3 separate regions of the Homo sapiens genome follow, and regions 2 and 3 are each linked to region 1. The links are chromatin contacts, found by Hi-C in ENCODE. All regions are on one chromosome and are shown on one strand. Each heading gives the region's core, a stretch centred on a gene start or an enhancer-like site at or near the end of the contact. The rest is flanking DNA. Distances are from core to core; before and after follow the strand shown.

Region 1 (3,905 bases), core at 1,287-3,786:
ACTGAGTAACATTTATGAAGCCATTCATACCTACCAGATGCTTTACAGACACTACATCCCCGAAAGGATAGGCACTTTGGTTATTCTGTGGCACAGAGGAAGAGAAAACCATAGAGGGATCACTTACCCACAGCCCCACGGCATGTACATGCTGGAGTCAGGAATTACACCCAGGGCTACTGGCCCTTTTGTCACTGTTGAGCTTGAAAACAGCCAAACAGCATAACAGAAGGCTGCTGATACGTGTGTTTTCGTCAACCAAGAGGGAGTAGTGTCCTTTGCTCTGATTTGGTCAACAATTTTCTCATTACTTGGAAAGATACCAAAAGTGTGCTTATCAGCAGATCTGATGACACAGGCAAGTAATGTAACAATTAGAGCTAATGCCCACTCAGCGCCTCCTCTATCAGACACTGTGCGTTTTCACACCTAATACCAAAATCTTATGAAATGGGTTTGCTGATTTATAGTTTAAGAAACTGAGGCAGCAGGATTCATGCTGGGCATTCTGTGTTCTGGGTTCCAATGTTTAACGGCTATACCATCAAGGGCACGGAGCCAGTCTTGGTAGATGTGAATGATGCTTGGATCTGTCAAGATGCTAGTAGTGATTGGTGTATGTCCTCACAACTCAGTTCCCCCTAAAACCAGCAACTGGAGTATAAGTGTGAAGACTCATGGTTTGATAGCAATGCTTGTCAAAAAGGGGGCAAGATGGCCTGTAATCCCAGCACTTTGGGAGGCCGAGGTGGGCAGATCACGAGGTCAGGAGATCGAGACCATCCTGGCTAACATGGTGAAACCCCGCCTCTACTAAAAATACAAAAATTAGCCGGGCATGGTGGCGGGCCCCTGTAGTCCCAGCTACTCGGGAGGCTGAGGCAGGAGAATGGCGTGAACCCAGGAGGTGGAGCTTGCAGTGAGCCGAGATCGCGCCACCGCATTCCAGCCTGGGCGACAGAGCAAGACTCCATCTCTAAAATAAAATAAAAAACAAAAAGGGGGCAAGATGTGCTCCCTGTGGGTCAAGAGTGTCCCAGACAGCTTTTGGGAAGGGTGACAGGTGTGTTGCTCTATTTGGCCCTGGTCAGACTCATCTGGATTGTTGTATTCAGTACTCAGCATTGCAATTTCAGGTGGTCATAGATTCACTCTGTAGTTTTCTGTAAAGCACACAGGAGCTCTTTGGCCAAGTTTCAGCTCCACCGAAGTCAGCGATGAGACCGTGGACAAAGTGCCTCATGTCCCTGAGCCCATTTCTTCATTTGTAGAAGAATCCAGTAGTTCAGGATGGTTTTGAAGACCCAGTCACATTGGATGTGATCTGTATAAAAGTGCTTTATGTGGTGGTCGTGTTTTATTTGTTTCATATTTCAGAAGACGGGAAGGTGGGTCTCGCAACCATGGCTGGTTTGGAGGCATGTACAAGAACCTGGGCTCTTCACTCAGGAAAAGAGAAGTCTAGGGAAACATGGTAGCTGCCTCCAGTAGAACTGCAATATGAAACAGGTCTTCAGAGGCTTCCAGGGCGAGGGGAAACCATGCAGGGCTCCTCCCCACCTCCCCACTTCTGCTTGTTGCTCTGCGCTTGTCCAGAGACAAGAGATGTTGACTAAAGTCTATGCAGGGAAGTTACTTACACCCTCCTAGGTCCAAAAGCTGCCCACTGCCTCTGGAGTGTTAGAGCAGAAAGTGGGCAGGCATGGGCAGGGCCATTGCTGCGGGAAGTTAAGAGGCACCAGAGGACAGTTCTTCCAACTTAGACGGTTTTTGTGAAGTGAAAGCAGACTGCAGGCCTCCAGCACTGGCGCAGACTCTGACTGGTGCAGGCCTCTAACACTGGCATGGATTTAGCAGATGAGAAAGATGGGTCTCCTTACAAATACTGGTCACTAGTGAGTTGGGCCTTGAGAGACAGAGAAAACAGGTATCTGCCTAAGGTGTGTCTGGTTAACTATATTGGCCCTTGAGGTAATCTACAATTTAAGGAGTTTTAGTTCCTCTAACATTTTAAGAAATCATTCTCATGTTTGAGTGCCATGTTTATAGTACCAATTTTGGGGGCCAGGGTGGGAAGATTGCCCTGAGCAAAGCTGTCCATTTTCCCATCATCTAGTTGGTTTTCATGGAGCGGCCCACCTGCTCCCCACCTCAGGAGATACTGGAGGACTCTAGCCCTGCGGTGGCTGTGGTCAGGCCAAGGGCAGGCCAGGCTTCCTTCCTAGGCTTCAGTTCATTCCCCCATCTTGCTGCCAAGGTACCTTTAGATGTTTTGGTCCCCTAAAGCATTTAAACAGACTGTCGTGTAAAATGCTGTCTGAACAAAGTCTCCCATGAACCCACGGCACAGTGTGTACCTGAACCTCCCAAGAGAAATAGTAAAATCACCACATCATCAAGTTGCAGCTCAGGGACTACGTAGCTTTAGTGGTGATGTTTGCAGGAAAAGGTTTCAGAGAAATTTGAAAATTGGCAGGTGCACTTTCTTGACCTTTCCAAAAATAGTCTGAGTCACTTTCACTTTCAGCCTTCAAACTGTGTTGAATGAAACCTTTGTGCAGTTTACAGAAAGTGAAGAACTGTTTGGCAAGAGAGAGAAGTTCGAGCTCCTAATAGCCTCGGCTGCATTGAGTAACATTTCTTTTGAGTTGTCTATTAACACTTTCCTGAAACATGCTTTTTATGACGCCTAGAACTTGTGTAAGAGTGACTGTAATTTGAGTTATTTAAAAATGTAAGTACAAGAAATGTGTCACACGCCATAAGAGCTAGGAAATGACAGCTCACATTCATCTTGGTGGAAGGAAACTCTAATTATTGGAAGATGTGATTGGAGTATTTGTTCTTAATACCTACGGTGGCTCTGTTATATGCTTGCCTAACACCAGTATTGGCTTGCAAATAACACTGAAAAGCTCCTTTCTTTTCCTCTGGTCTTTGTGGGAAGGCATGGTATGAGTCGAGATTGCTAAACCACTCTTCTGAGAGGACTCAGAGAGAGTGTTTATCCTAGACTATCCATGGCCCTGGTACTTCTGAGTTCAGTTGTGGTGTGATCTCATTAGTCCAGGCTCAGAATGGCTCGGTAACCTCAAAACTCCAAGCCCTCGGTGCTTGCTTTGCTTCCCTAGACTTGCAGCTTATGTACGCCCACATGTGCTTCATGCGTATTAAAAATGCTTGCATGTGTAGATAGGAAGATATATGTTGACTGTCCTGAAAAACTTGACATACCTAACATTTAAAATTGTTTTGAGTTTCCCCCGGGGATAAACTAGTCTTCAAATGTAAACGTGATGAGCAGCGTAGGGGCTATGGTACCAGAGAAAAGAGCCGAATCTCGGCCCTGGTCCAGCCCTACCTCTCGTGCTCTGTCACCTGCAGCAGAGGTGGAGTGGGGGCCATGTCTGTGAGCGGGACCTCATCTTGTCTATTCCTCAGACCCACCCAAGGGCAGGGATTCCCAAAACTGCTGGTACCTGTAAGAGGTATTGTATTCTTGGACTCCATTCCATAACCTCTCATCAGGATTCTGGGTTTGGAACTCTAGAATCAATGTTGAGGAAAAATAGAACTTGGCGATTTTATTTTTCTAGATATAATTCACATACCATAAAAGCCACTCTTTAAATTGTACAATTCAGTGGTTTTTTAGTATATTCAGAGTTGTACAGCCATGACCACTAGCTAATTCAGAATATTTTCATTGCCTCCCAACAAGCCTAGTACTCATGAGTAGTCACTCCCTTGCCCATTCCCTCCACCCCCAAGCCCCTGGCAACCACTAATCTACTTTCTGTCTCTATGGATTTGCCTATTTGAGACATTCATATGAATGGAATTATATAATATGTAGACTTTTGTATCTGTTTTTTTTTCATTTAGCATAAAAATTTTCAAGATTT
Region 2 (4,202 bases), core at 197-2,696, 310 kb before region 1:
CTGATCACTTGAGGTCAGGAGTTCAAGACCAGCCTGGCCAACATGGTGAAATCGGTCTCTACTAAAAATACAAAAATTAGCCCAGCATGGTGGCGGGCATCTGTAATCCCAGCTACTCAGGAGGCTGAGGCAGGAGAATCACTTGAACTGGGGAGGCAGAGGTTGCAGTGAGCTGAGATTGCGCCACTGCACTCCAGCCTGGGTGACAGAGTGAAGCTCCATTTCAAAAAAAAAAAACAAAAAAAAACAGAAATGTATTCTCTCACAGTTCAGGAGGTCAGAAGTTCAGTATCAGTTTCAGTAGGCTGAAATCAAGGTTTCCCTGCCAATTTGCAGTGCTGCTTGCATTCCTTTGCTTGTGGCCAGATCACTGCAGTCTCCACCTCTGTCTTCACATGGCCTTCTCTTCTGCGTGTGTCATCTCCCCGTCTTTTACCGACACTTGTGATGGCATTTACAGCCCATCCAGATAATCCAGGATAACCTCCTCATGTCAAGATTCTTAACCACATCTGCCAAGACCCTTTTTCTTTATAAGGTAACATTTACTGGTTCCAGGGACTAGGACCTGATATCTTTGGGTGGCCGTCCACCTACTATGTAAGGTAAATTCAGGGATTGAATAAGGAAAGACTGTCACCTATGCAGCTGGAGGTTCATCATTGGAACATGCTTTCACTTTAGTGGAAACAGAAAGATTCTCTAATTCCTTAGAACCAAAAGCTTTGGGCTCTTCTTTAGTTCACATTGTACTAATTTGTGATTGCTTTAAAATCCAGAACTGGGTAAGATTTTTCCCACTTTAACCCCAATTCTTTTTACACGTTTTGCCAATGGGTTTGAAAGACGTAATGGAATTGACTACCCTTTCATAAAATGAAATTGTAGTTTTCATAAAACTCATAGTTTGCATTTCTGAAAAAAGAGAAAAGAGAAGTAGTTTTCTTTTGGGGGGCCAAAATAGCTGTTTCTTAATTTATAAACCAGGCATTGAGTCTGATTTGAGTCACTGTCTTTTTTCTTCCTATGTAAGTGGACATTTTAATAGTGAAAGTCCAGAAAACGACTGTGGCGTGGGCTGATTCTGAGCTGGCATTTAGCTGCTTGATAAGACGAAAGGAAGGAGGCGCGTAAATGAGTGCTTGATTACTCTCTGCCGCCTGCAGCTCCTCCCCCGCCATCCACTGTGAATCATGTTGCAGCAACAGCACATGCCAGACAAAGACACTGAAGTCTATGACATCGCTTGCAAAGAAGTTGTATTAAATGTCCTCAGTGAAATGACTTCAGAAAGTTCTCATTATGTCAACCAATCTTCACCTCACAAAATGAGAGCTGGGGTCAGAGAGAAACAAAGAATGTTTTTGTGGCACACTGCAACCAACGCAGAGTTTATGTGGCAGATGTTCATCCAGCCACGCAATGCAGATGACTTCATACGTGGGGGAGTCTGCTTACCATTGCATCGGCTGCTTCTCCCCCAGAACTACATCATCACCACTTCTTGAAGGCAGTTTTTATGAGCAATGGAGAACACTATGAACATAGCTGGGACCAGTGTGTTTTTAACTAGTTTTGTGTCTCTGAAGCAATCCCAAACTAACCTTTTTTTCTTTTTCATATCTAATTTTCTAACTCATGATTTAAAAAATGATGTCTGTGTTTAAATGCTTTAAGTACCTTTTTTTCATGCTTTCAGTACCTTTCTCTTTATTCTGTATCTCTTGTGATTTGGGTTGCTAATATCTTACTAATTAACATATTTTAAATATACAGCTATGTGGTTAAGGTGTTAAATTGGATTTTTTTAAAAGAATAAGATGTAGGCTGGGCACGGTGGCTCATACCTGTAATTCCAGCACTTTGGGAGGCCGAGGCGAGTGGATCACTTGAGCTCAGGAGTTCAAGACCAGCTTGGACAATGTGGCGAAAACTTGTCTCTACCAAAAATACAAAAAAAAAAAAAAAATTAGCCCAGCATGGTGGTGCACACTTTTGGTTCCAGCTACTTTGGAGACTGAGGTTGGAGGATTGCTTGAGCCCTGGATGCAGAGGTTGCAGTGAGCCAAGAATGCACCACTGCACTCTAGCCTGGGTGACAGAGTGAGATCCTGTCTCAAAGAAAAAAAAAATTATTTTAGAATTCTAATCCAGATTCACTTCCTTCCCCAATGGCCAACTGAAAATGACAAAAAGAATGAGCAATAGAGAAGAAACCAATTTCCTTGAAAATACATGCAAAACCATAGGTTAAAAATAATAACTGCAAAAGACAATACATTTTGGATCACACTGGGACATAACACCAAGAAGCATATGCAACCCCACAGGTCATTTCCAGCTGACAGTTTCCCATAAAAGGGTAGCACAGCCCTAAGGGGTGCAATCAAGGGTCCTGGCTAGGGTGTCCACACCTGGCATTTTGGATGAGCCAGGCGGGGGGGAGATCATCAAGATGCCTAGAATTTCTGCAAAGCATGTGGCAGTCAGCTTAGTATGAGCTGCTCTATTACCCCAAATATACTCGAACATCCAGGCTTTGCTACAAACCACATGGGCCTGCTTTCCTTGGAATGGCCCATTGAGATTAGTGAGCAGACACTGGGTCCTTGCACAGAGGACACTGCATCCATGAGAAAGTCCTTCCAGAACCCCTGAGTTCAGGAGACCGCCCCACCTCAATCTGTCCCTTCCCCACACAGCTCTTAGCAAATCCTCATTAACATGAACAATAATTCCCCAAAAAGAGAACAATGACAACAAACAAAGACAGAGGAATAATATACATCAGAAGTAAAAGAAAATGTGAATTAACATTTCTCCATGAACTCACGGAAATCAAAGGAAGCATAATCACAGTGAAGTAAGAACTCAGAGGAGATCTGTAAGACATCAAAGAAGAGACAATAATATAACAGAAGAAGATTTAAAGTAAGCTGTGAAAGCTTAGGAAAGAATGAGAAAGCAGGATGGAGACAGTCCAGACAGTACAGAAACAAAGGCCTTTGCAGTGCAGCCGTCCGATGCTGGCTCCCCAGGAAATAGACCCAGGATGGAGATGAGCTTCAAGACTTAGGAGGAGTGCTCTTGGGATTAACAACCATGGAAGGGGAGGGGACCAGCATGGGTGGCAGAGGAAGAAGTGGAACTTTGACGCAGTTCTGTGTTGAGTTTGGGTCTTCTAAGAAGCAGATGCCAAGAGATTAGACATAAAAAGAGAGTTATTGGGGAAATAACTAACTCAAATAACCGTCTCTTATTCAACCTTCTGCTCTGGCTCCCTTGACCAAGCACCCTCCAATTCCTTATATAGGTGCATTCTTATAGCTCCAGGCAGCATCTGCTGCTAGATCCTCTGGTTTCTTTAGGGTACAGTTGCCTTCCTCCCCTTTCAGGCCCAACAGTTCCAGGCTGGTTTGTGTTGTGATTTAACCTACTTACTGGTCTGGTATCCAGGAAGGGAGGTAGAGGCAGATCCTGAGGAAGGCACAGGTATCGGGAGGAGAGGACCCTAAGTCATCTTCAACAAAGGGTAGGCAGGACCGAGGTTCCTGTGTGCAAGCTCAGAGGTTCAGGGGAATCTGGAGATTTGATATTTTAGGAAGCATTAATCCAGATGTCCCCATCCTCTATGCTGGGTCCCGTTCTTTCCCAGCCATGGCCTCACCTTGACATAACAGTGTCACCTTGGTGGGAATCCACCTCATTTGGAGCTCTGCCACTCTCAAGGGAGGTCTGACCCTGGCACTCAACCCTCCCTTCCTTTTCAGTGCAGGAGGTGAGAATTTCTCTATTCATGACCAAAGAAGGCTTCTGCATTCATTCTTAGCTGTTAGTTGCTAATTGATTATCCCAGCTTTTTTATTTTCTTTCCCAAAGGTCAATCAAGTTTAGCAATAGCCAACCAATCCCCTTTTCGTTATGGTTAGTATTTCCCCCACTTTTCCCAAACCCTTGGCATATCACACGAGTTAATGCACTTCCTCTCTCCAGGACACCACCAATGGAAGCTTTAATGCCTGCACCATTTCCTATGCAGCGCTGTCTGTGCTCTACCTACCACGAGTCATTGGGTCTTCATTGCCAGGTAGGCAGGGGCTGATCCACCCCAGCCTATGTGGGTCTCACCGCAGTGCCTATATTTTTGAACATGATCTTGTTCCTTTTTTATGGCTGCATAGTATTCCATTGTGCATATGTAC
Region 3 (3,934 bases), core at 309-2,808, 380 kb after region 1:
GAGACACCAGACAGTAAGTACTTTAGCATTGTGTTTGGGGCCATTTTTAAATAGCAAAATCACCCCAGAAAAGCACAAAAATGCAAAAACCATGGACTAAATGGGCCAAGAGAAAAGAAAATGTGTTTATAAGAGCTAAAACAAGAAAGCAGAGTGTCACCTTGTGCGACCTCAACGTATGTGTTGGGTGACTTAAATTTTTCACTGCTTTGTGCACGTCACAAATGACTGCAAAAGTGCTGTGAGTATTGATTTTGGGGTTGCAAACAGATTTAAATGAATAGATGAATGCGGAGATATGGAATCCATGAATCATGAGGACTGATAATAAGTAATTTCCCTTCCGTCTCCCCAACCTTCCCTGAAAAGACCCAACCTCATCCATAAAGATATATAAATTTACCTTGGATGTTTTGGGAAAATAGTTATCTCTATGTAAGACTGTGTTCTTAAATATATTACTCCTATCTCATAAATCTGTGTTCATTTCAGGATTTTCTAGCTTGGCATTGAACCAGAAGAGGTAGCCTATGTCTCTGTATCCCTTTTTATTAACCCATCTGTCCTAGTTATCAAGGGGCCTCAGCCCTGAGATTCCAGGCTTCTGCTTTTCTTGAGACCCACTGAAGCATGGCTCCGGCAGGTGCTGCCTCCTCCCCTCCAGCCCCCTCAACTTCCTGTAGTTCACATTTCCAGCAGTCCTTAGCGATTGAAGGTGTCTCACTTTCACATCCCTGGGCCATTAGAGCCCTCCTATCATACAGAGACAGTGGGGGAAATAAGTGGTTCTCTGGGAAAAGATCACCTGCAAACAATTGTTGCCAAATCCATACCATTTAAGGGAACAAAAATCAGCATAGTGCAGAAAGATATCCAGGCTTATCACGCTCAAACCACACAGCCCCCTCAATGCAAAGCAGCCCTGTTAAGATGTGCCTAGGAATTTCCTCTGCAGCTTGAAGCTGAGAAAATTGTCAAGACTTGGGTGAAAGGAAACTTCATCTGTGGGTTAATTTTCATAAGAAAGAGGAGGCCGGGTGTGGTGGCTCACGCTTGTAATCCCAGCACTTTGGGAGGCTGAGGCGGGTGGATCACAAGGTCAGGAGATTGAGACCATCCTGGCTAACAGGGTGAAACCCCGTCTCTACTAAAAATACAAAAAATTAGCCAGGCGTGGTGGTGGGCGCCTGTAGTCCCAGCTACTTGGGAGGCTGAGGCAGGAGAATGGCATGAACCTGGGAGGCGGAGTTTGCAGTGAGCAGAAATCATGCCACTGCACTCCAGCCTGGGCGACAGAGCGAGACTCCATCTCAAAAAAAAAAAAAAAAAAAAAAGAGGAATGAGTCCAACCAGAGGGAGAATTGATCTTGCTGGTTTGGTCAGGGACTGGCTGATTAATTACAGAGAAATGACCAAGGAAGAGGTGATGTGATGGGACCACCCCACCCAGCACCAGGCTCTGCAAACAAGCATGTTTGACTCATCTGCAAAGGGCTGGGGGCACTGCCTTGTGCGGCAGAATCCCACTGTACAAAAGAAAACATGTGGACACAGACCTGTGGCCTCAACACTGAGGAACAGAACCCCAGCTGCAGGGCCTGAGTTGGCCTTGCATCCACTCCACTGGCTTCGTCAGTAGGTATCACTTGCCCTCCACGGCGCCATCCTGAGGCCTGCCTGTGCATCACACTGCACAGGGTGCCTGGTCTCCAAGGCACAGCCTTACATTGTGCACATTCTGCTGAGCGGTTGACTCTCCCATATTTGCAGGCATACATGGGGGACTTCTTAGTATATAGAGATACACAATTCAGAAACACAAAGTGAAGCTAAGGATGGTAGCATGAGGCATGATTTTTACTAATGTTTAGAAATAGAGGGATATTGAAATACTTGAAAACATTATCCAAACCTTCAACACCAAATTCTCTTGCTGTGCCTTCAGAACTTAAAAGATTGAAAGTGCATCAAGTAAAGGCTGATCTATCTCAACCAACACATAGACATTTTCAAGCTCTGCAAAAGACACTCAGAAATCTCTTCTCTATGCCCACCTTGCCATAATTAACACAGAAAACAGATATTACGCTTTGGTGTTAACATTATGTTAATATAAATGTTAACTGTGTAGTTATAAATAAACAACCAGCCCATCTGGTGCATTTAATTTACAATCTAACTGATTGATTCATTCAATATGCTTGTTGAGCATCTATCACGTGCAAGTCATTATGTCAGGCACCATGTGAGAGAAAAATGAACCTCCTGCCTCCCTGACAACAGGTAGGCAGAAATGGCTCACGAAAGTAAGAGAATAAGGATCTGGTCCGAGAGTTCCACTTTCATCCTGGGGACTGCGTGATTTCCAGGTTCTCTACTATCCTCACGTCTTCTTGCCTCTAAGTGGGACTGGCCAAAGCCACCTGCAGATTCTAGTTCTTGGCAGGACTCTGGCTCATGAAAGCTCACATGTCCGGTTCTTCCTGAGTGTGGTCTTCAGGGCACCCCACCCTCAGGCTCCCTTCTGGAAAGCAGGGTTCTGGGCCCACCTCAGACCCAGCAAATAGGGCATACGGACAAGAAGGGTAAATTTTAAACAGCTTCCTAGGTGATTTTTTTTTTTTTTTGAGACGGAGTCTTATTCTGTCACCCCAGCTGGAGTGCAATGGCACGATCTCCACTCACTGCAACGTCTGCCTCCTGGGTTCAAGCAATTCTCCTGCCTCAGCCTCCTGAGTAGCTGGGACTACAGCGCACACCACCACACCCAGCTAATTTTTTGTATTTTTAGTAGAGACAGGGTTTCACTATGTTGGCCAGGCTGGTGTCAAACTCCTGACCTCATGATCCGCCCACCTCGGCATCCCAAAGTGTTGGGATTACAGGCGTGAGCCTCTGCGCCTGGCCTGCTTCCCAGGTGATTTTTAAGCACTCTAATGTCTGAGAACCTCTGCTATAATCTAATATTGCCCTATTCAAGTGCTACAGTGTGACAGGGAGGCAAGTTGACCACGTTCAGTGTGAGCGAAAGCAAGTTGCCACTTGCCACGGGTGGGGAAGGGAGCCAGGGAGGACAGTCAAGTCACCGTGCTGTGCTGGTGACCGGGCCAGGCTGCAGGCTCAACCTGGGAGACATCTCTGCAGTTCTTCTCCACCAGGAAGAAGTACATGCCTCATCATACAGGTGTGCTCAGAGAAGGGGGAAGGGACGCACACGCAACGCACACACAATTGGTAATTAAAAAGAGAGCTAGCTTTTGTGAATAATTAACAGAACACTGGGTTGCAACCAAAATTGCCACTTAGCAATGTCCCTTGCATGCTCTTTTGAGCAGAAGAGGACAGGGTGGGGTTGCAGCCAGCGGTGTGGGGCGCATATTGACCCTGAGTGGGGCCAAGGATGTCTCCCCAGTGAACTGCACCATCTACCATGTCCCAGGGCCACCTCATCACTCACTCTTCTCTGGGGAAAAACACAAACAACCAACAAGATGCTAGAAAAAAGAACTCACGTTGAATATGCCTGATAGATCTTACTATATTGCTTTTATCTGGGCAAACCACATATGGATGATGAGAAGGGCAGCGCAGTTGCAGGCTTTCCTTGATCCTGCCCTGGTACCCATCCCAAGATCCTTTCCTACTCAGCTGTGAAGGCCTGGGCGGGGCGGGGGGGGGGGCGGGGGTGAGGCCACAGCAGACTGCAATGACAACAGCCGGCAGACCTAACATCTCTTGTCTGTGCCTTAGTGCCTTGCTGAAGTTTCCCGCTTTCAGGCTCTATTTTACTTTTCCATCACTACCTTATGAGCATAATCTTTATGGGGATCCTGCAGCTGCTAGAGAAACCAAAACACCTGACTTAAGCAAAAAGGACACAGTAAATGTGGATTAAGAAATATCTAGAGTTTTACTGAATGTCTATTTAAAAAAA

Evidence for each region. Hi-C counts contacts between places; a loop is a spot of excess contacts on that map. Pooled maps may share reads with other maps.
Region 2: a loop to region 1 is called in a map with no recorded cell type, with 12 times the contacts of the local background. The contact joins two enhancer-like sites. A Hi-C loop is called at or near these places in 6 of 37 single-sample maps with no recorded cell type and 4 of 50 pooled maps.
Region 3: a loop to region 1 is called in a map with no recorded cell type, with 6 times the contacts of the local background. The contact joins two enhancer-like sites. A Hi-C loop is called at or near these places in 3 of 37 single-sample maps with no recorded cell type and 3 of 50 pooled maps.

Annotation. Positions count from the first base shown.
Region 1 is chr9:91,206,847-91,210,751 of GRCh38, reverse strand. No RefSeq gene overlaps it. Among named protein-coding and RNA genes, the nearest start is that of LINC02937, 46 kb to the right of the region's middle. RefSeq lists an enhancer at 2,276-2,335. Within about 2 kb of position 2,536, at least 12 of the 41 ENCODE cell types and tissues checked have a DNase peak (open chromatin) inside an H3K27ac peak, as active enhancers do.
Region 2 is chr9:91,512,400-91,516,601 of GRCh38, reverse strand. No RefSeq gene overlaps it. Among named protein-coding and RNA genes, the nearest start is that of NFIL3, 91 kb to the right of the region's middle. RefSeq lists an enhancer at 653-1,852. Within about 2 kb of position 1,446, at least 3 of the 41 ENCODE cell types and tissues checked have a DNase peak (open chromatin) inside an H3K27ac peak, as active enhancers do.
Region 3 is chr9:90,827,982-90,831,915 of GRCh38, reverse strand. The region is part of intron 1 of SYK (spleen associated tyrosine kinase); the gene reads right to left. Among named protein-coding and RNA genes, the nearest start is that of SYK, 28 kb to the right of the region's middle. RefSeq lists an enhancer at 914-983. Within about 2 kb of position 1,558, at least 4 of the 41 ENCODE cell types and tissues checked have a DNase peak (open chromatin) inside an H3K27ac peak, as active enhancers do.